Linked DNA regions of Homo sapiens: all the other regions are linked to region 1. A link is a loop called in an ENCODE intact Hi-C map of the cell type or tissue named here. Cell type or tissue: CD4-positive, alpha-beta T cell. All regions are shown on one strand. Links, peaks and the distances in the headings refer to the core of each region. The heading gives the core; the rest is flanking DNA. Region 1 has its middle 3.4 kb from the start of SHISA5. Region 2 has its middle 8.7 kb from the start of CAMP. Region 3 overlaps PLXNB1 (plexin B1).

Evidence for each region. Peaks named below come from ENCODE experiments on the same cell type or tissue, not always from the same donor. Only the 100,000 strongest peaks of a DNase experiment are listed, where the experiment ranks them.
Region 2: a loop joins it to region 1, with 3 times the contacts of the local background. A loop is called at or near these places in 2 of 110 quality-filtered maps.
Region 3: a loop joins it to region 1, with 9 times the contacts of the local background. A loop is called at or near these places in 13 of 110 quality-filtered maps.

The regions. Positions count from the first base shown.
Region 1 is chr3:48,504,478-48,510,611 of GRCh38, forward strand. It overlaps a transcript of SHISA5 not described here. Among named protein-coding and RNA genes, the nearest start is that of SHISA5, 3.4 kb to the left of the region's middle. RefSeq lists an enhancer at 229-782. In CD4-positive, alpha-beta T cell, for the core only: a CTCF peak has its summit at 3,363 (motif pointing left); a DNase peak (open chromatin) is centred at 3,314; H3K4me3 peaks cover 89 bases; H3K27ac peaks cover 692 bases.
Region 2 is chr3:48,229,118-48,235,251 of GRCh38, forward strand. No RefSeq gene overlaps it. Among named protein-coding and RNA genes, the nearest start is that of CAMP, 8.7 kb to the left of the region's middle. RefSeq lists an enhancer at 70-569. In CD4-positive, alpha-beta T cell, for the core only: CTCF peaks have their summits at 3,746 (motif pointing right) and 3,952; a DNase peak (open chromatin) is centred at 3,744.
Region 3 is chr3:48,397,810-48,403,943 of GRCh38, forward strand. It overlaps PLXNB1 (plexin B1), which reads right to left. Exons shown (of 38, transcript NM_001130082.3): 38 at 6,045-6,134. Among named protein-coding and RNA genes, the nearest start is that of FBXW12, 29 kb to the left of the region's middle. In CD4-positive, alpha-beta T cell, for the core only: CTCF peaks have their summits at 3,272 (motif pointing right) and 3,477; a DNase peak (open chromatin) is centred at 3,262.

The DNA of each region.
Region 1 (6,134 bases), core at 380-5,379:
GGGAATATGCACCCTGACACTGAGCGCCTACTGTGTGGGCTGGGGGACAGCCACAGCCATCCCTCCCAGCCGCAGTCCCGGCGGATCCTCACTTGCCCGAGGGCTACGTGAGGACTAGGTGAGGCGGTGCGAGGACAGTGCCCAGCGCAGACCTTGGCACTCAGTAGACACTCCACAAATGCCGGTTCCCTTCTACAGGCCCAGTCGCCAGCTCAGAGGACACTCGATCTCCTGCCCCCTGGGACTGACACCATCATCCCAAGGTGATCCCCAGCCCCAGCCCTGGCAGGCTCAGCGCTGGCGCAGTGGGCCAGGACTGAGCTAGAAACTGGCAGCTCCCAGGGCACACAGCCAGGCCAACTTCCCACACAGGGCTCCGCCCCCTCACTTCGGGGCAGGGGTCCAGGCAGAATCAGGGATGTTGAGTCATTCTTCCTTTTATGCCCAGAGTTCCTGACCCACCCCCACTCTGCACCTAGCACAATCAGAACATTTCACTCAAGACAGAAAACGTGAAATGTCACACTAGTGGGGCACCCAGGCTGGGTTGTGCACCCTGTGTGCCACCATATATTTCTCACCTAAAGGTGGGGGCATCGCTGTGGACAAAGAGAAACCCAAGGGGACAATCTGGGATGTTCCCAGTAGTTTCCCAGGCTAGGGTGTTAGAACAGGGAGAGGAAGGCCTGGGTCTCCAATAAGCCCCCATCACCTCCTGGCCAAGAAGGGCTTAAGACTCACCGTGCTCAATACACATGTGGGGGGCAGGGATATGACAGTTCCCAGGCAGGATGCCCTCTGGGAGGGTCTTAGTGAGGGACTGGAGTCACATCCTCCCTGACAGCCCAGCCTGGTTATCCCACCTCTGCCTCCTGAGCGCCACTCTCCAAAGCTGGGTGCAGCCTAGGTCCCCCTTCTGCAGAATGGCCAGTGTATGCTCCTCATGTCCAGCTCTAGAGCCATCCTGTGTTCCACACCCTGGGTGCCCAGCCCTCTGCCTCCCTAAAGGTTGCTCATTCCACTCTGCACCATCCACAAGCTTGGTTTCTTGTTCCTTGGTTTTCCAGTCCCTGCCCCCCAGCCAAGCTCCTAAGAGTTGTTCTAAGCCTGGGCAACATAAGGAGACCCCATATCTACAGAAAATTTTAAAATTAGCTGGGTATGGTAGCAAGCACCTGTGGTCTCAGCTACTTGGGAGGCTGAGGTGGGAGGATCATTTGAGCCCAGGAGATGAAGGTTGCAGTTATGATTGTGCCACTGCACTCCAGTCTGGGCAACAGAGCAAGACCCTGTCTCAAAAATAGAAAAACAAGGCCTGGTGCAGTGGCTCACACCTGTAATCCCAGCACTTTGGGAGGCAGAGGCAGGCAGATCACCTGAGGTTGGGAGTTTGAGACCAGCCTGACCAACATCTCCATGTTGGATAGACATGGACCAACATCTCCATGTTCAGTAGAGCCCCGTCTCTACTAAAAATACAAAATTAGCCAGGTGTGGTGGTGCATGCCTGTAATACCAGCCACTCAGGAGGCTGAGGCAGGAGAATCGCTTGAACTCGGGAGGCAGAGGTTGTGGTGAGCCAAGATCGCGCCATTGCACTCCAACCTGGGTGACAGAGCAAGACTCCATCTCGAAAAAAAAAAATGAAAAAAAAAAGAATTGTCCTTTCCCACCTCCTATGCTTGCCTTTGGCTTCTCTACTCTGCTGCCCCCAACCCCAGATCCTTTAGGGGCCTCTCACCTGGCCTCTTCCTCCCTACTTTTTTGGTCTTTGGCTCTCCCATACCCTCTTATCTGCCCACAGCTCATGGTTGAGCTTGGTGGGTGTTTTGGGCTCCACCCAGGGCTGTGCATGGGCAGGAGTGAGTGGAGGCTAGGATCACCCCAGTGGCTTGGAAATCGCAACCATGCATCTCACAGGCATGTGCCCATGTGTGCAGGCATTTTCTGTGGGTCTAAGGGAGGAGACCACCCCTCATATTGTCTTATGCCCCATTTCTGCCTCCAAAGAAAGAAAAAGTAAAAACTAAAAGGCAGAAATGAAATCCACAAGCAGACAGCCCGGCGCCACACCCTGGGTCTGGTAGTTAAAGATCGACCCCTGACCTAATCAGTTATGTTATCTATAGATTACAGACATTGTATAGAAAAGCACTGTGAAAATCCCTATCCTGTTTTGTTCTGACCTAATTACTGGTGCATGCAGCCCCCAGTCACGTACCCCCTGCTTGCTCAATCGATCACGACCCTCTCACGAGCACCCTCTTAAAAGGGACAGGAATTGCTCACTCGGGGGACTCTGCTCTTGAGACAGGAGTCTTGCCGATGCCCCCGGCCAAATAAACCCCTTCCTTCTTTAACTCGGTGTCTGAGGAGTTTTGTCTCTGCAGCTCAGGCTTGCAAAGCCTGGAAATACAAGTTGCCTGGGGAAAGTGACCCCTCCAAGGCAGAAACCAAACTTGGCCCAGATGCTGTACCAAGGCTAGGACTTGGCCCAGATGCTGTACCAAAGCTAGGTGGCTCCCCAAACCTTCCTACAGCTCTGTAAACAGCAATTTTTTTTTTTTTTTTTGAGACAAGGTCTCACTGTCACCCAGGCTGGAGTGCAGTCACGGCTCACTGCGGCCCCAATTTCCCCAGGAAACTGGGGTGATCCTCCCACCTCAACCTTTGGAGTAACTGGGACCACAGATGCACACCACCACGCCCAGCTAATTTTTGTATTTTTTGTAGAAGTAGGGTTTTTGCCATGTTTCCCAGGCTGGTCTCGAACTCCTGGGCTCAAGCAATCTGCCCGCCTCAGCCTCCCAAAGTGCAACAGCACTTTTATCAAACTCTCCTCAAATACCCAGTTTGTTAAGAATGACTGTGTTCTGCTGGGACCTTGGTTACAGTTTGTAGGTGAGAACTCTGCATCAGGCTGGTGGAGCAAAGCAACACCCACTGATGCTTGTAAAGCCCAGGGTGAGAGTAACCAGGTGAGAATGAGGCCATCAGCCCAGCCCCAGGACTGACTGCAGGACCAGATCGGTGAGTTCTACAGTGGAACGCTTGCTCAAGGATCCTTGCCATTCTTCTTCATTCAGCACCTGGTCCCCTTTCCTCCACATCAGAGGAGGAACACGCTAGATATTATCTTTTTCAGATTCCTTTGCCCCAGGGCAAGAGCTTTTGCCCAGCCCCAACCAATCAGATGTAGCCTCCCTGGAGTCAGTCAGGGGTACTGGCCACCAGCTTTGATGGAGGGCTGCAGCAGTCCTGGCAGAAACATGAGTCTGCACCTGTGGGGAGGGCTGTGTGAGTCACAAAGGCCCCTGCTTCCCCCTCGTGGCAGGAGCAGTGGCATGCTCACCAGGCCAAAGTAGCACTGTGGTTTGGGCTGGAGACGATACTGCTTCGACTTGGAACCTTTCTTTCCAGCCGCCTTGTTGGCTCTGAGGGCTCCACAGTTGCTTTTCATAAATTGGGTTTCTGATTAAGTTGGGCAGAGTCAGTTTCCTCCAACTGACAGAGAAGTTCTCACCAGGGCCGGGCACCGTGGTGACTCATGCCTGTAATACCAGCACTTTGGGAGGCAGAGGTAGGCAGATACCTCTTGAGCGCGGAGTTTGAGACTAGCCTGGGCAACATGACAAAACCCCGTCTCTACAAAAAATACAAAAATTAGCTGGGCATGGTGATGCGTGCCTGTATTCCCAGCTACAAGGGAGGATTGCTTGAGCCCAGGAGGCAGAGGTTACAGTGAGCTAAGATTGCACTACTGCACTCCAGACTGGGCAACAGAGCAAGACTCTGTCTCAAAAAAAAAAAACCTAAAAAAAAAAAGAAAACATCTGGACAAGGTGGCTCAAGCCTGTAATCCCAGCACTTTGGGAGGCCGAGGCGGGTGGATAACCTGAGGTCAGGAGTTCAAGACTAGCCTGGCCAACATGGCGAAACTCCATCTCTACTAAACATACAAAAAAAATTAGCCAGGCGTGGTGGCGTGCACCTATAATCCCAGCTGCTCAGGAGGCTGAGGTGGGAGAATCACTTGAACCAAGGAGGCGGAGGTTGCAGTGAGCCGAGATCGCACCACTGCACTCCAGCCTGGGTAACAGAGCGAGACTGCTTCAAAAAAAAAAAAAAAAAAAGAGAAAACTAGGCTGGGCGTTGTGACTCACGCCTGTAATCCCAGCACTTTGGGGGGCTGAAACGGACAGATCACTTGAGGTCAGGAGTTCCAGACCAGTCTAGCCAACATGGCGAAACCCCGTCTCTACTAAAAATACAAAAATTAGCTGGGTGTGGTGGTGCATGCCTGTAATCCCAGCTACTGGGGAGGCTGAGGCATGAGAATCACCTGAATCTGGGAGGTGGAGGTTGCAGTGAGCCAAGATCGTGCCACTGCACTCCAGCCTGGGTAACAGAGTAAGACTCTGTCAAAAAATAAAAAAATAAAAAAAGGGGAGACAGAGAGAAAGAGAGAAATAAAAAATAAATAATTTTTTTTAAAAAATTAGTCCCCATCAGGAATGGTAGCAGATGCCCAGGGAAATGGGGGTGTCCGACTTGTCATCTGCCTGGTTGGAGCTAAAAGCAGTGGAAGTCCAGGCCTGAGGAAGGAAAGGGCTCTGGCAACTTGTGGCAGGCAGAGGAGACCGAGCTGGTAAAGTCACTGCTGGTGGTGTTGCATGATAAAAAACTAAATATTTAGTTTTAGTTCTCCATTCCTCACACAGAACTCCTTAACCCCTTAGAATTTACCATCCTTCTGATGCAAATGAGATGACTCCTAGCAGAGGGCCACTAGATAGCTTCACGATATTGGCCTGAAAGACCAAATAAGTTGCCAGGCCCAGTGGCTCACGCCTGTAATCCCAGCACTTTGGGAGGCAGAGGCAGGCGGGTCACCTGAGGTTGGCAGTTCAAGACAAGCCATGGAGAAATCCTATCTCTACTAAAAATGCAAAAAATTAGCCAGGCGTGGAGGTGCATGCCTGTAATCCCAGCTACTCCGGAGGCTGAGGCAGGAGAATCACCTGAACCCGGGAGGCGGAGGTTGCGGTGAGGCAAGATCGCACCATTGCACTCCAGCCTGGGCAACAAGAGTGAAACTCTGTCTCCAAAAAAAAAAAAAAAAAGAAAAGAAAAGAAAAGAAAAGAAAGAGAAAGACCAAATAAGGATAAGAGTTTTGGAACTTTGAGTCACATCTCCCAAACTCTGGGGAACGGAGGGAGGCTAGAGATTGAGTTCAATCACCAATAGCCAATGATTTAATCAACCATGCCTTTGTAATGAAACCTCCATAAAAATCATTAAATAGTGGGGTTTGGGAGCTTCTGGGTTGGAGAACACATTGAGGTGCAGGGAAGATTGGTGTGCTCGGAGACGACATGGAAGCTCTGTGCCCCCTCCCCTCATACCTTGCCCTGTGCATAGCTTCATTTGGCTTGTTAAAAGAGAAAATTACAATGAGTGGTGGTTGCTTCTAATGGCACCAAACAGCTTAAAGAAAGAGAATGGCATGATGAGGTCAAGTTGTTAGCTGCTTGCAACAAGGCACAAACTGAAAACTTTTTCAACTCTGCTAAAATGAGCCTCTTGCAGCCATGGGGCTGAGATGGCTCAATATCTAACCCAAGGGCTGATTCTGTGTGTTCCAGATTAAAATACTGGTTGAATCACAGCCTCACTCAGTCTTTTTCTTTTTTTTTGTTTTTTGTTTTTTGTTTTTTGTTTTTTGAGACGGAGTCTCACTCTGTCGCCAGGCTGGAGTGCAGTGGCACGATCTCGGCTAACTGCAACCTCCGCCTCCTGGGTTCAAGCTATTCTTCTGCCTCAGCCTTCTGAGTAGCTGGGATTACAGGCACGAACCACCACGCCCAGCTAATTTTTGTATTTTTAGTAGAGACAGGGTTTCACCATGTTGGTCAGGCTGGTCTCAAACTCCTGACCTTGCGATCCGCCCACCTCAGCCTCTCAAAGTGCTGGGATTACAGGCGTGAGCCACCGCGCCCAGTCGTTATTTTCCTTTCATTGTTGACCAGGCTCACTCAGTTTTTCCTGTGAAAGTTAGGCACTGATCAGGACAAAGCATGCCCCTGGGAAACTGGAGCCCACACGCATGTCTACATCCAGTGGTCAGTTCTCT
Region 2 (6,134 bases), core at 726-5,725, 280 kb before region 1:
CAAGTGATTCTCCCGCCTCAGCCTCCCGAGTAGCTAGGATTACAGGCATGCACCACCACGCTGGCTAATTTTTTTTTTTTTTTTTGAGACAGAGTCTCGCTCTGTTGCCCAGGCTGGAGTGCAGTGGTGCAGTGTGGGCTTACTGCAACCTCAGCCTCCCAGGTTCAAGCAATTCTCCTGCCTCAGTCTCCAAAGTAGCTGGGACTACAGGCGCGTGCCATCACACCTGGCTAATTTTTTGCATTTTTAGTAGAGACAGAGTTTCATCGTATTAGCCAGGATGGTCTTGATCTCCTGACCTCATGATCCACCCACCTTGACCTCTCAAAGTGCTGGGATTACAGGTGTGAGCCGCCGTTCCCGACCTAATTTTGTATTTTTAGTGGAGACGGGGTTTCTCCATGTTGGTCAGGCTGGTCTTGAACTCATGACTTTGGGTGAACCGCCCGCCTTGGCCTCCCAAAGTGCTGTGATTACAAGCGTGAGCCACAACGCCCAGACTTGATTTTGAACTTTAAATAAGTGGAATGATATGATACATATTCTTTTTCCTGGCTTCTCTCTCTTCATATTATGTTGGTGAGATCACCTCTGTTGATGATGTGAGGTAGAGATCAAGTTTCTTTTTTTCTTTTTTCATACGGATATCTAATTGACCCAGCACCTTTTATTGAAATAATTATTTCCCAACCCCGACATATTTTTTTTTTTTTTTGAGATGGAGTCTCGCACTCTCGCCCAGGCTGGAGTGCAGTGGCGCCATCTCGGCTCACTGCAAGCTCCGCCTCCTGGGTTCACGCCCTTCTCCTGCCTCAGCCTCCTGAGTAGCTGGGACTACAGGTGCCTGCCACCACACCCAGATGATTTTTTGTATTTTTAGTAGAGATGAGGTTTCACTGTGTTAACCAGGATGGAAATCTCCTGACCTCGTGATCTACCCGCCTCTGCCTCCCAAAGTGCTGGGATTACAGGCATGAGCCACCGCGCCCAGCCTGACATATTTTTTAAATACTGTTCTATTTTCTGATTATAAAATCAAGACACATGCCAAGCATGGTAATATGTGTTTGTAGTCCCAGCTACTTGGGAGGCTGAGGCAGGAAGATCACTTGAGCTCGGGAGTTTTAGAACAGCCTGGGTAACATAGCGAGACCCCCATCTCTAAAAAATTTTTTTAAAAATTAAGACACATTAAAAAGCCTTGACAATCCTGAGCATTGATAAAGTTGTGGAGGGTGGAGCCATCCTGGGGAGCCATTTGGAAGTACCTAATAAATATGAATATATGTACACCTGTGAACCAGCCATTCTGCCCCTTGGTCTACAGCATAGAGCAGCTGTTCTCCAGGTATTGTCTGGGAACCCCTGGGGGCAACGTGAGACTTTCAGTGGGTCTGTGAGGTAAGATATATTTTTTTCTCTCTCTAAATAGCTCTTAAGTGGAGTTTTGGAGACTATGTGGTATCTGATATCTTTGGGGAACAGCTTCAACACAACATCCTGGTGACCTTGCACATATCCACATAGGCCATGCAGGCAAGTTTTGAACCACATTTTTTTTTTCTTTTTGAGATGGAATCTTGCTCTGTGGCCCAGGTTGGAGTGCTGTGGCATGGTCTCAGCTCACTGCAACCTCTGCCTCCCAGGTTCAAGTGATTCTCCTGCCTCAGCCTCCCAAGTAGCTGGGATTACAGGCGCCTGCCACCACGCCCAGCTGATTTTTTGTATTTTTAGTAGAGACGGAGTTTCACTATGTAAGCCAGGCTGGTCTTGAACCCTGACCTCAGGTGATCCATCCACCTCAGCCTCTCAAAGTGCTGGGATTATAGGTGTAAGCCACCACGTCCAGCTTGAACCACAGTTAATCTGAATCTTGGCAGAATTCCCTGTGGTCCTTCCTGGGACATGAGAGCCTAGAAGCTTGTGAGTAGCTGCTCCCCTAGGCCACTTCCAACTTGCCTCCCTATATCTCCTGGGAGGGTTCTGGTGAGATATGTGGCTTTCTGCCTTGGCCCTAAAGGGTTTAGTTGTATACTCTAAAGCCACTTAACCGGCTGGGCATGGTGGCTCACACCTATAATCCCAGCACTTTAGGAGGCAGAGGTGGGTGGATCACCTGAGGTCAGGAGTTCTAAACCAGCCTTGCCAACATGGCGAAACCCCACTACTAAAAATAACCTGTAATCCCAGTTATTCGGGAGGCAGAGGCAGGAGAATTGCTTGAACCTGGGAGGCAGAGTTTGCAGTGAGCCGAGATTGTGCCACTGCCCTCCAGCCTGGGAGACAGAGCAAGAGTCTGTCTCAAAAAAAAAAAAATTAATTAATTAGAAAAAAATGGCCTGGCACGATGGCTTATGCCTGTAATCCCAGCACTTTGGGAGGCCGAGGCAGGCGAATCATTTGAGGTCAGGAGTTCGAGACCAGCCTGGCCCACGTGGTGGAACCCTGTCTCTGCTAAAAATACAAAAGTTAGCCGAGCGTGGTGTCACGCGCCTGTAGTACCAGCTACTCGAAAGGTTGAGGCAGGAGAATCGTTTGAACCCTGGAGGTGGAGGTTGCAGTGAGCCGAGATCATGCCATTATGTTCCAGGCTGGGTGGCAGAACAAGACACCGTCTCAAAAAAAAATAAAGTAAATAAAATAAATAAAAATAAAACCACATAACCATCACAGACACTTAAAACCAACAGTAAGTGCAAAACTATGCCTACTGGTGCATGCATATTCCCTGATCTCTCTATTGTTTTCACTCCAGATCTCAGCTGCTTTAAAGAATAAAAACCTCCTTGGGGGCCTGCCTCCTCTGCATTGCCCTGCATTCCCTGAACTCCCAGCTGAGGAGATAAGGTGGTCTCCTGGCAGCTGGAGTGCCTGTGTAAAACTGTGTTTTTGCAAAAAAAGGACTTGATAGAGTTTGGACAAAACTTGCAGTGCAGAGAAAAAAAGTCAAATTAACTATGTGGTTTGGGTGGATTCATTGTGTGTAAAAATGTATAATTGGTATTAACAGTGTATTACATCTTTGAACCTTAAATGCTCATAAAATGTTAGAGAAAATTGCTTTGATGTCCAATGCTATAAATGATGTTCTGTTCATTGGCAAGCCAGAAATGTCTACTTTCTGTGTTAACAGCAGTCAGCATGGGTGACTGGTAAACCCCAACAAAACTCAGAGGACTGCTTGCCAATTAAAATTTCTTGAAACAACATGGGTGGATTCACAAGGCTAATCTCTCCGGCAGTCAAAGAACAATTGCTGCCTCTTACAAAGTAAGAACTCTGTGTTCCCAGTATTAACACTACTGCTGCATGCCAAACTTGTAACTCCTGTCAAAAGCTGGCCCATTTATCTTCTAGTAAAAAACTGGTCATACTACACAGGAGTCTGTCCCCACCTGCATCTGCAGCGATCTTTGACCTCCACCCACTCCAGGCTAATGGCTGTACTTTTCTTCCCAGGTTTTTCCTTTATTCAGGTTTTAAAGCGTTTCCGTCCATTCAGTTGACTCTGGCCCCACTGTGGCCCTTGAAACTAATCTGTTACGTTTTATTCAATGGACATTTCACAGACCCAAGTAGCTGATCCTGCCGAATGTATCGTGGAAATAGATGCTTTCAGTATGAGTGATATTTGTCCTGACCTCAAGGGATGCTCCCAATGGGGAAAGGCCACTGTTAGGACAGTGGCAGTGGGACAAGTGCACAATTGGGAGCCCACCAGGCCACACGATGGCAGTAAAGCAGCATATAATACAAGGCTGGGACGGTGCGGGGGCACTCTACCCACTAAAGAGCCAGGAGAGGCAGAAGTGCTAAAGGAAACCCGACACCCTGTGTGGACTGCCCTCCCACTCAGCCAATTAGTCCCAAAGAGCCTTAACATTAAGAGTGTGGGTGACTGGTAAGTATGCAGACTGGAGCCTGTGGCAAAAAGATGTAGCCGCTAAGCAATGATCCCCCTGTGGACGTGGATAAAGCATTTGTCTGATGCCACTACCAGGTATATCCTTTTTGAGAGGAAATTATTGGCTTGTTATTGGCTGTTAGTGGACATTGAGAGACTAACAAAGCAACAGCAGGTGTTATTATGCCCTGACATCCATGAGAGGGTCAAAAATGAAAACACCAACAAAACGGATTTTTCCCAGAAAAGAAATAAACTAAGAGTGTAACAGGAAGAGCCGCAGACAAAACCCCTCACACACAGAGTTGAGGAAGGAAAGGGCTTTATTTGGCCGGGAGCGTCGGCAGACTTATGTCTCCAAAAACCGAGCTCCCCAAGTGAGCAATTCCTGTCCCTTTTAAGGGCTTACAACTCTAAGGGGGTCCATGTGAGAGGGTCGTGATCGATCGATTGAGCAAGCAGCAGGTACATGACAGGGGGCTGCATGTACTGGTAATCAGAACCGAACAGAACAGGACAGGGATTTTCACGATGCTTTTCCATACAATGTCTGGAATCTATAGATAACACAAGCAGGTCAGGGGTTGATTTTTAACTACCAGGCCCAGGGCATGGTGTCAGGCTGTCTGCCTGTGGATTTCATTTCTGCCTTTTAGTTTTCACTTCTTTTTTCTTTGGAGACAGAAATTGGGCATAAGACAGTATAAGGGGTTGTCTCCTCCCTTAACAGTTTAACACGTGCAGGAAAAAGTGGCTAGTCACCTTCTAGATATGGCTGTCTCAAATGTGGGGTTCTGTGCCAGAGCTTCCTGGGGGCTTTGGTACACCACTGTTTCTGAAAATGCCTGGGCCTGATTCAGGGACACATCAGCTCTGTTAAAGGCTGATGGGGTGCATTGGGCCACTGCAGCTGTTCAGCCTCCAGGAAATCGGTTTGTTTTTTTTTGGGGGGGATGGAGTTTTGCTCTTCTTGCCTAGGCTGGAGTGCAATGGCACAATCTCGGCTCACTGCAACCTCCGCCTCCCAGGTTCAAGCAATTCTCCTGCCTCAGCCTCCTGAGTAGCTGGGATTACAGGCACCCACCACCACGCTCGGCTAATTTTGTATTTTTAGTAGAGACGGGATTTCACCATGTTGGTCAGGCTGGTCTCAAAATCCCGACCTCAGGTGTTCCACCCACTTCGGCCTCCGAAATTACTGGGATTACAAGCGTGAGACACCGCACCCAGCCGGAAATCTGTTTTAAACTGCAATGGAAAAGGGGAGAGAGAGTAAGAGAGAGAGCAGAGCTCTGGGTTGTGGTGTTTGCTCTGGAAAATATCTCCTACAATTCATCTTGTTAACATTTTCACTGACTGGTGGGGAGTAGCTGATGGACTGGCAATGTGGTCTGGTGCCTGGCAGTGGGGCATCTTGATGATTAAGTCTCAAAGACTGAGGTCTTTTTAGGGATGAACACTGTGGCAGCAGACTACACTGGACTCACAGCCCCGTTCATGACTCTTGTGGCTGCCCATGAAAAACGACCATTCAAAGATGAACATCGATGGAATCGACAAGTTAAACAGACCCATGCTGGCCAGGTAAGGACCACGGCCATGTGGACATACTATCACACAAGGCATGGTAATCCATCTGCAACTCAGGACTGCATCGCCAAATTTGGCATAGTGATTCCAGCACGGGAGGCTAAGGAAGTCTGGCAAGTGTGCCTGACTGCCAGCTACACAGTTGGGTGACAAAGGGAACTCCAGGGTGCATAACCAGGGGTGCTATCCCTGTCTGCACAATAGACATGGGCCAGACTATTCGAGGATTCTTAGATGGACTATGTTACATATTTAGATTCCCTGAACACGTCTAATCAACAATGGGCTACTTTTACAGTAAAAAGTACCCCAGAGGCCGGATGCTGTGGTTCACGCCTGTAATCCCAGCCCTTTGGGAGGCCAAGGTGGGTGGAACACCTAAGATCAGGAGTTTGAGACCAGCCTGACCAACGTGGCGAAATGCTGTCTCTACTAAAAATACAAAAATTAGCTGGGTGCGGTGGTGGGCACTTGTAGTCCCAGCTACTTGGGAGGTGAAGGCAGGAAAATCACTTGAATCCAGGAGACAGAGGTTGCAGTGAGCCAAGATTGCGCCATTGCACTCCAGCCTGGGTGACAGAGCGAGACTCTGTCTCAAAAAAAAAAAAAAAAAAAAAACAAAAAACTCTCCGTAGTGGTG
Region 3 (6,134 bases), core at 314-5,313, 110 kb before region 1:
GCAAAAGACTGAAGAACAAGGAGACTGGGGTGGGGAGTAAGAAGCAAAGAAGGACCTGGGCTTGGCTGGTCCTCCAAGGGACCCAGGGACCCGGTCCAATCATGGACTGAGGACATGGGCTCAGGAGGTGGACTGAGGCCCCCGGAGAGAGCGGCAGGGTGGGAGGTGTAACCTGCACAGCATGGAGCAGTGGGAGCCTGGGGTTCCATCTGGAGACATGGGTTCTAGTCCCACTTGCTGTGTTTTTGGGGCATGTCACTCCATCTCCCTGGGTTCAGCCTCCCCAGGGAAGGACACTCTCTCCACCCTTCCCCAGCCTGGCCCTCACAAACGATGATGCCAAAGCAGTATCCTTCATGTGTGGGGTTAGCGATAGGGCCGCTGGCCAGAGAGAAGATAGAGGCAGGGCCTCTGGCATTGTGTGGAGCCTGGATCTTGCTCTGCAGTCTGGGAGAACCCTGGGCATGGGAGGAAGAGCCAAGAAACCTCTCAGGCTGGATGACAGCCTCTGGGGGCTCACACCGTCCTCTACCCTAGGAGAGGCCAGGGCAAGGTGTGCACCCTGCTGCTGTGCACCTTCTCCTTGTCCTCCTCTGAGGCCTCAGGCAGTCGCCCAGTTGGGTCACTCTTCACCAGGGTTAGGCCTGGCACCTTGGCATGGAGGGCCAGCTCTTGCCCACAGGCTCTAGAGGCCCTGAGGGTCACCAGGGCCCTTCCCCCTCCCGTGACAGCTTGCACAGGATGCTGTCTTTGGAAAGGTGGTTAGGGACTCACACCTTACAGAAGAGGAACCAGAAGCTTGGAAAAGATGACTGTTCCTAGGTGGTCAGTGCCAGGGCCTGGCCAAAGCCCACTTCTCAAGCTCCAAGTCCATGGGGTGTTCCACCAGAACATCATTCCCCATTGAGCAGAGCCTCTGCCTGTCCCCAATGCTACACACACACTTCAAACATATACATCAAACACACAGACACACACACACACAGAGTTCTGCTGCCTCCACTCCAGTCAGCAACCTGGGCTGGGCGCAGGCGCGAGGGTTTGTCTCTGCGTGGGGGCTTGGGAGTGCCCCACACACATTTCTTTGGGTGTAGAGAACCAGGCGTCCTGCCCCTCCCCCAGCTCCGGATGGGTCTGTGCCTGGCCCTGCTGACTTCTGCCCTGAGATGAAGCTGTAGACACAGCCTGTAGTGTGGAGTCTTCCTTGGGTCCCTATTTGCACACCCAGCATCCCACCCAACCTGGAGATAAGGTGAAGAGGCCCAGTCAGCCCCCAAAATTTGGTGTTTCCAAGGTCCTTCAGGTGGACAGTGCAGCACCGCCCAAGGAGCACTAGGGCATGGAGTGCGGTGGAAAATTCTGCAAGCCAGGGGGCTGGAAACCAAGTACTGCTATGGCCGTGACCTTGTGGCCTTGAATGACAAAGCACCTGCTAGGTGCCTCCCAGGACAGCAGGTCCTCAGGCCAGAGGCAGTTTTCTGCCCACTTCTTCACCACTCAGCAGTCCAGAGGCTGCCCTGCCATTCAGGCTCCCCTGCCCTCTGGCTTTCAGGTGGCTTGGCCAACGGGACGGGCTGGCAGGAGTCTGGGCAGTGGGGAGGAACAAGAGGCCAGGGTAATTATTCCCCCAGCATCCTCCCTCTGAAGCTTCCACCTTTAGCCACAGCCCCACTGGTCCTGATGACTACTCTGTCCCTACCCCTAGAGCCCAGGACTGGTAACAGCTGTGCTTCACCATCCCTTATTGGCTTCCCAGAGCCTGCAGCTCTGTAAGTAGTCCCCTCATTAAACTCTCTTCCAGCTGCATCTTTCCTGGTACATGCTGTCAGTTTCCTGCCAGGAGCTGGACTGATCCAGCACTTGATAAATGTTTCTTCATTAAATCCTGCCAGGTGCCAGCTTGGGATCCAACCCCATGACACAGAGTGGCTCCTGCCACATGCCAGAATGTCCCTGCCCTTCTCTCCAGAGGCCCAGTCAGTGAGAGGAGGAGGAACTAGAATCCAGGTCTCCTGCCTCCCAGAGCAAGGCTCCTGTCACTCCACTCCCTGGGGCTTCTTGGGCCTGAGATCTTGAGGCAAGTCTGGTGGTGGAGGAGGTCTTGAGCAAGACAGGCTTGAATCCTCTCTTCCTGGTGGCACCCATTCACTAGGGCAGCAGGTGCCCCAGCAGCACCAACTCACCAGCATGGGTGGAGGGGCCAGGTTAGCAGGTTCCCAGGCACCTGCAGCGTCAGCCAGCATGCAGCTCCTGGCTTCCCACGGGCGCCACTGACTCAGCAGTCAGAGGCTGTGGGTAACACTGCTGCCCCCTTTGCCAGCTTATAGGTGACAGAGGCTTCTATAGTCACTCACCGCTGGATAACTACTCCCCTTTTTGTCCTTCACACACTTTCATAATCAATCCCTTATATTTAAATTCCTTCCATTGGAAACACCTAGAGTGGTTTCTGGTTTTTTGTTGTTGTTGTTGTTGTTTTCTTTTTGAGACAGAGTCTCATTCTGCTGCTCAGGCTGGAGTGTGGTGGCATAATCTCAGCTCAGGCTGGAGTGTGGTGGCATAATCTCAGCTCAGGCTGGAGTGTGGTGGCATAATCTCAGCTCACTGAAACCTCTGCCTCCCAGGTTCAAGTGATTTTCCTTCCTCAGCCTCCCCAGTAGCTGGGATCACAGGTGCACACAATCACACCCGGCTAATTTCTGTATTTTCAGTAGAGATGGGGTTTCACCATGTTGATCAGGGTGGTCTCGAACTCCTGACCTCAAGTGATCCACCCACCTTGGCCTCCCAAAGTGCTGGGATTACAGGTGTGAGCCACTGTGCCCGGCTGTTTTCTTGACTAGTCACTCACTGTTATCTCAACTATGTCCTAAGACATAGCTCACCCTAAAACCAGAATTCACGTTAAAGACAGGGTAAGATTACTCACTAAGCTCCAGCACTACTGAATTCCACTGTTGTGATTTCTCTCTCTCTTTTTTTGAAGAGACAGGGTCTCACTGTCACCCAGTCTGGAGTGGAGTGGCATAATCTTTCACTGCAGCCTCAAACTCCTGGAGTCCAGCAATCCTCCCACCTCAACCTCTTAAATAGCTGAGACTACAGATGTGTGCTACCATGCCCAGCTAATTTTTAAACAGTTTTCGTAAAGATGGGGTCTGGCTATCTTGCCCAGGCTTGCAATTTATAGAGCTCCAGACACCCTCATTGGTAGCTGCTTCTGATAAATTCCACACTATGGCCAGAAGATGGCAGCAAACCACCAGCTTCAGCCACTTACCTGTGGCCCAGGACACCGGACCAGGTTTCCAAAATCTGAGCTTCACATTCCTAGACCTCCAGAGGTTCTCTTCATGGCCACCTGGACAACTGGCAAACCATTCTGTTTCCTTACACGTGCACATATCATCCAGATAACTGAAACTCTTATCAATAAAACCCCAACATCACAACCAGGGCATAAATTCTCTTTCAAACATCATGGTGATATCCTTATCTTAGATTTTTGGTAAACATTTGGAATTGGATAAACCATCATCCTTAATTAAGACAGAGAACACTTTTTTTTTTTTTTTTTTGAGATGGAGTTTTGCTCGTCACCCAGGCTGGAGTGCAGTGGCGCGATCTCGACTCAGTGCAACCTCCGCCTCCCGGGTTCAAGCGATTCTCCTGTCTCAGCCTCCTGAGTAGCTGGGATGAGAGGCGCCCGCCACCACACCTGGCTAATTTTTTGTATTTTTAGAAGAGACGGGGTTTTGCCATGTTGGGCAGGCTGGTCTCAAACTCCTGACCTCAGATGATCCGCCTGCCTCGGCCTCCCAAAGTGTTGGGATTACAGGGGTGAGCCACTGCGCCTGGCCGACAGAACACTTTTAAAGAGAGATCCATAAAACATCGCCAGTCAGCTGACCTAGGTAGTTTGGGGTGTATTTGTTCTTCAATGTGGCATCCTTAGGGAACCTGGTGGAGGAAACACATGCATCAGCAGCCATTGGTGCCAAGCAGAACACAGCTAGGTTCCCTGTATCCCCCAGCACCACCCAGAGTCACCTGTTGGCACTGGCCAGTGGGATCCAGGTCCTGACCATTTGGAAGGTTTCAGGTGGCTTCTAAGAATTCCAACATTCATCAGCATAAATTCAGCTGTTATCTTAATTAGCACGATTATTTCAGTATCAGAAAATTAATAAAAATATAGAACTCCTGGGTCATGTAACCATTTGGACAATTATTCCAACTTTTAAGTTGGTGAAAACGCTTTTTAATAAAGCACATCACTCCATAAAACGCCTTAAGGAGCCCCGGGTGGTAATGAGAAACAAAGGCCCTTTGTATGCTAACAGGTTTGTGAAAAATGTAATAATGAGGGCACACTTTCGTTGCAGTCTTAATAAAAATTAGGAAAAGATTGATCAAACTGAATTACAAATGTTCTATGCTGAAATTGTGGTCATGACCCAAGTTAAGCGATCACAAATTCTTGCTGGTGTTGGAATCTCCATTCTTGGTCATGGTTTGGAGTGAAGACAGAATTTCCTATCTTCTTGTGCCAGGTTTTTCTTCTCTATGTCTGTTATTATAACAATGTTCTGTGGCGGCTGAGCCATGACTCAGTGAGTGACTCAAAGCACGTTCAGTACTCACCCCTCCCGCGGGCACGTGCCCAGGCTTGCAGGCACATGGCCCCCCTCTCCCGGGAGCCTTCACCTACCCCTAAAACCTGCAGGGGCCTGAACCTGGAACAGAGAGGCCTCTGGAACAGAGGCATGGCTCTGTCGAGGTCTGTGGTGCTGACCAAGGCTGCTTCCCTCTGTGTCTGCTTGAAGTCCACCCTCAAGTGGATTTCCCATCCACCCTGCTCCCAGAGATGGTCAAGATGGAGACCCATTCCATGGTCTCCAACGGGAAAAGTCAGGACCATTCTGGGTGGCTATGAAAACCTGGCCAGAGCATCCAAGCTCACATGCTCCCAAATGATGGCACCTGGCTGCTGACCTGACTGTGGTCCCCACATCCGGCAGAAATGGGAAAGAAGGGACAATGGAGCCACAGCGAAGAATAGCAGCTATGACTACCCCCGGCACAGACAAGACCAACATGGCTCCTTAGGGACAAGGACTTTGTGGATTGTAGGGGCAACCCTACAGTGGATGGCTTTATTTAGGGCCAAAAAAAGGCAGGGGATAGGAGTCCTCCTGGAATTCTATCAGTCTGTCTCTCTCTAAACACTCAATGAAGACCTCGAGGGGAGGTTGTGGTCTCTGTGCCAGACGAGAGGAAATGCTAAGGGTCACTGGGTTATGGAGGATAAGCAGAGGGCCAAAGGGATGATCCCTCTGAAGGCCTCAAGGCTGAAGGGCCTTCCTCTCATCTGCCAGGCAGAGCTGCCACCCTATCTCTTCTGTTCCATGGGGGGCTGGCCTTCTGCTAAGGCCGAGGGTGGTCTCAAGTCAAGAGGAGTATCAACCCCCTGCCCTACAGACCCAACTAGCAACATGAGACCAGATAAGACAGTCTCCAAGCTCACCTCCAGGTACAAATCAGGAAGAACCATATAAGGCGGCCTTCATGGAGGCAGACAGTTTAGGAGCCGGCCCTAGGATGCCCTGATTTGGAAGGCAACACAGAAACCCTAAGTCCAGGAACAGGACCATGGAAAATGGCCCTCGAGACCCCCTCTGCCTAGAGTTGCCTGTAATTATGTCATCCTTTCCTAGTCCCTTTCAAGATAAATAGAACATGAGTGGAGAAGTGAGAATACGCAAACTGCAGATAAAGCAGGCCCCCTTGAAGAGACTGTAGACCCCTCTATCTCGGTCACCCGCCCTGCCCCAGATGGGGTTCTTCCTTCACGGAAGCTTTGACCCCACCAGACCCTGCCCAGGCGTCAAGGAGAGCCTCAGCCAGCCCTGCAGTCTGGGATATGATGGGGAACCATGAGACTCCCCAAGAGTATAGATACCACCTCCCCCTGGTACCTGCTGGGCATAGCTGCCGTCCTCCTAGTAGCCAGGGGCTAGGCCGGGCTCACACATCAGACTCAGTGCAGTGTGTTATCCTTTAATGAAAAGCTGGGTCAATGGAGTCACCACTCTCCCCAAGACCCCCCTGCAGCAGATAGCCCTCACCATGGC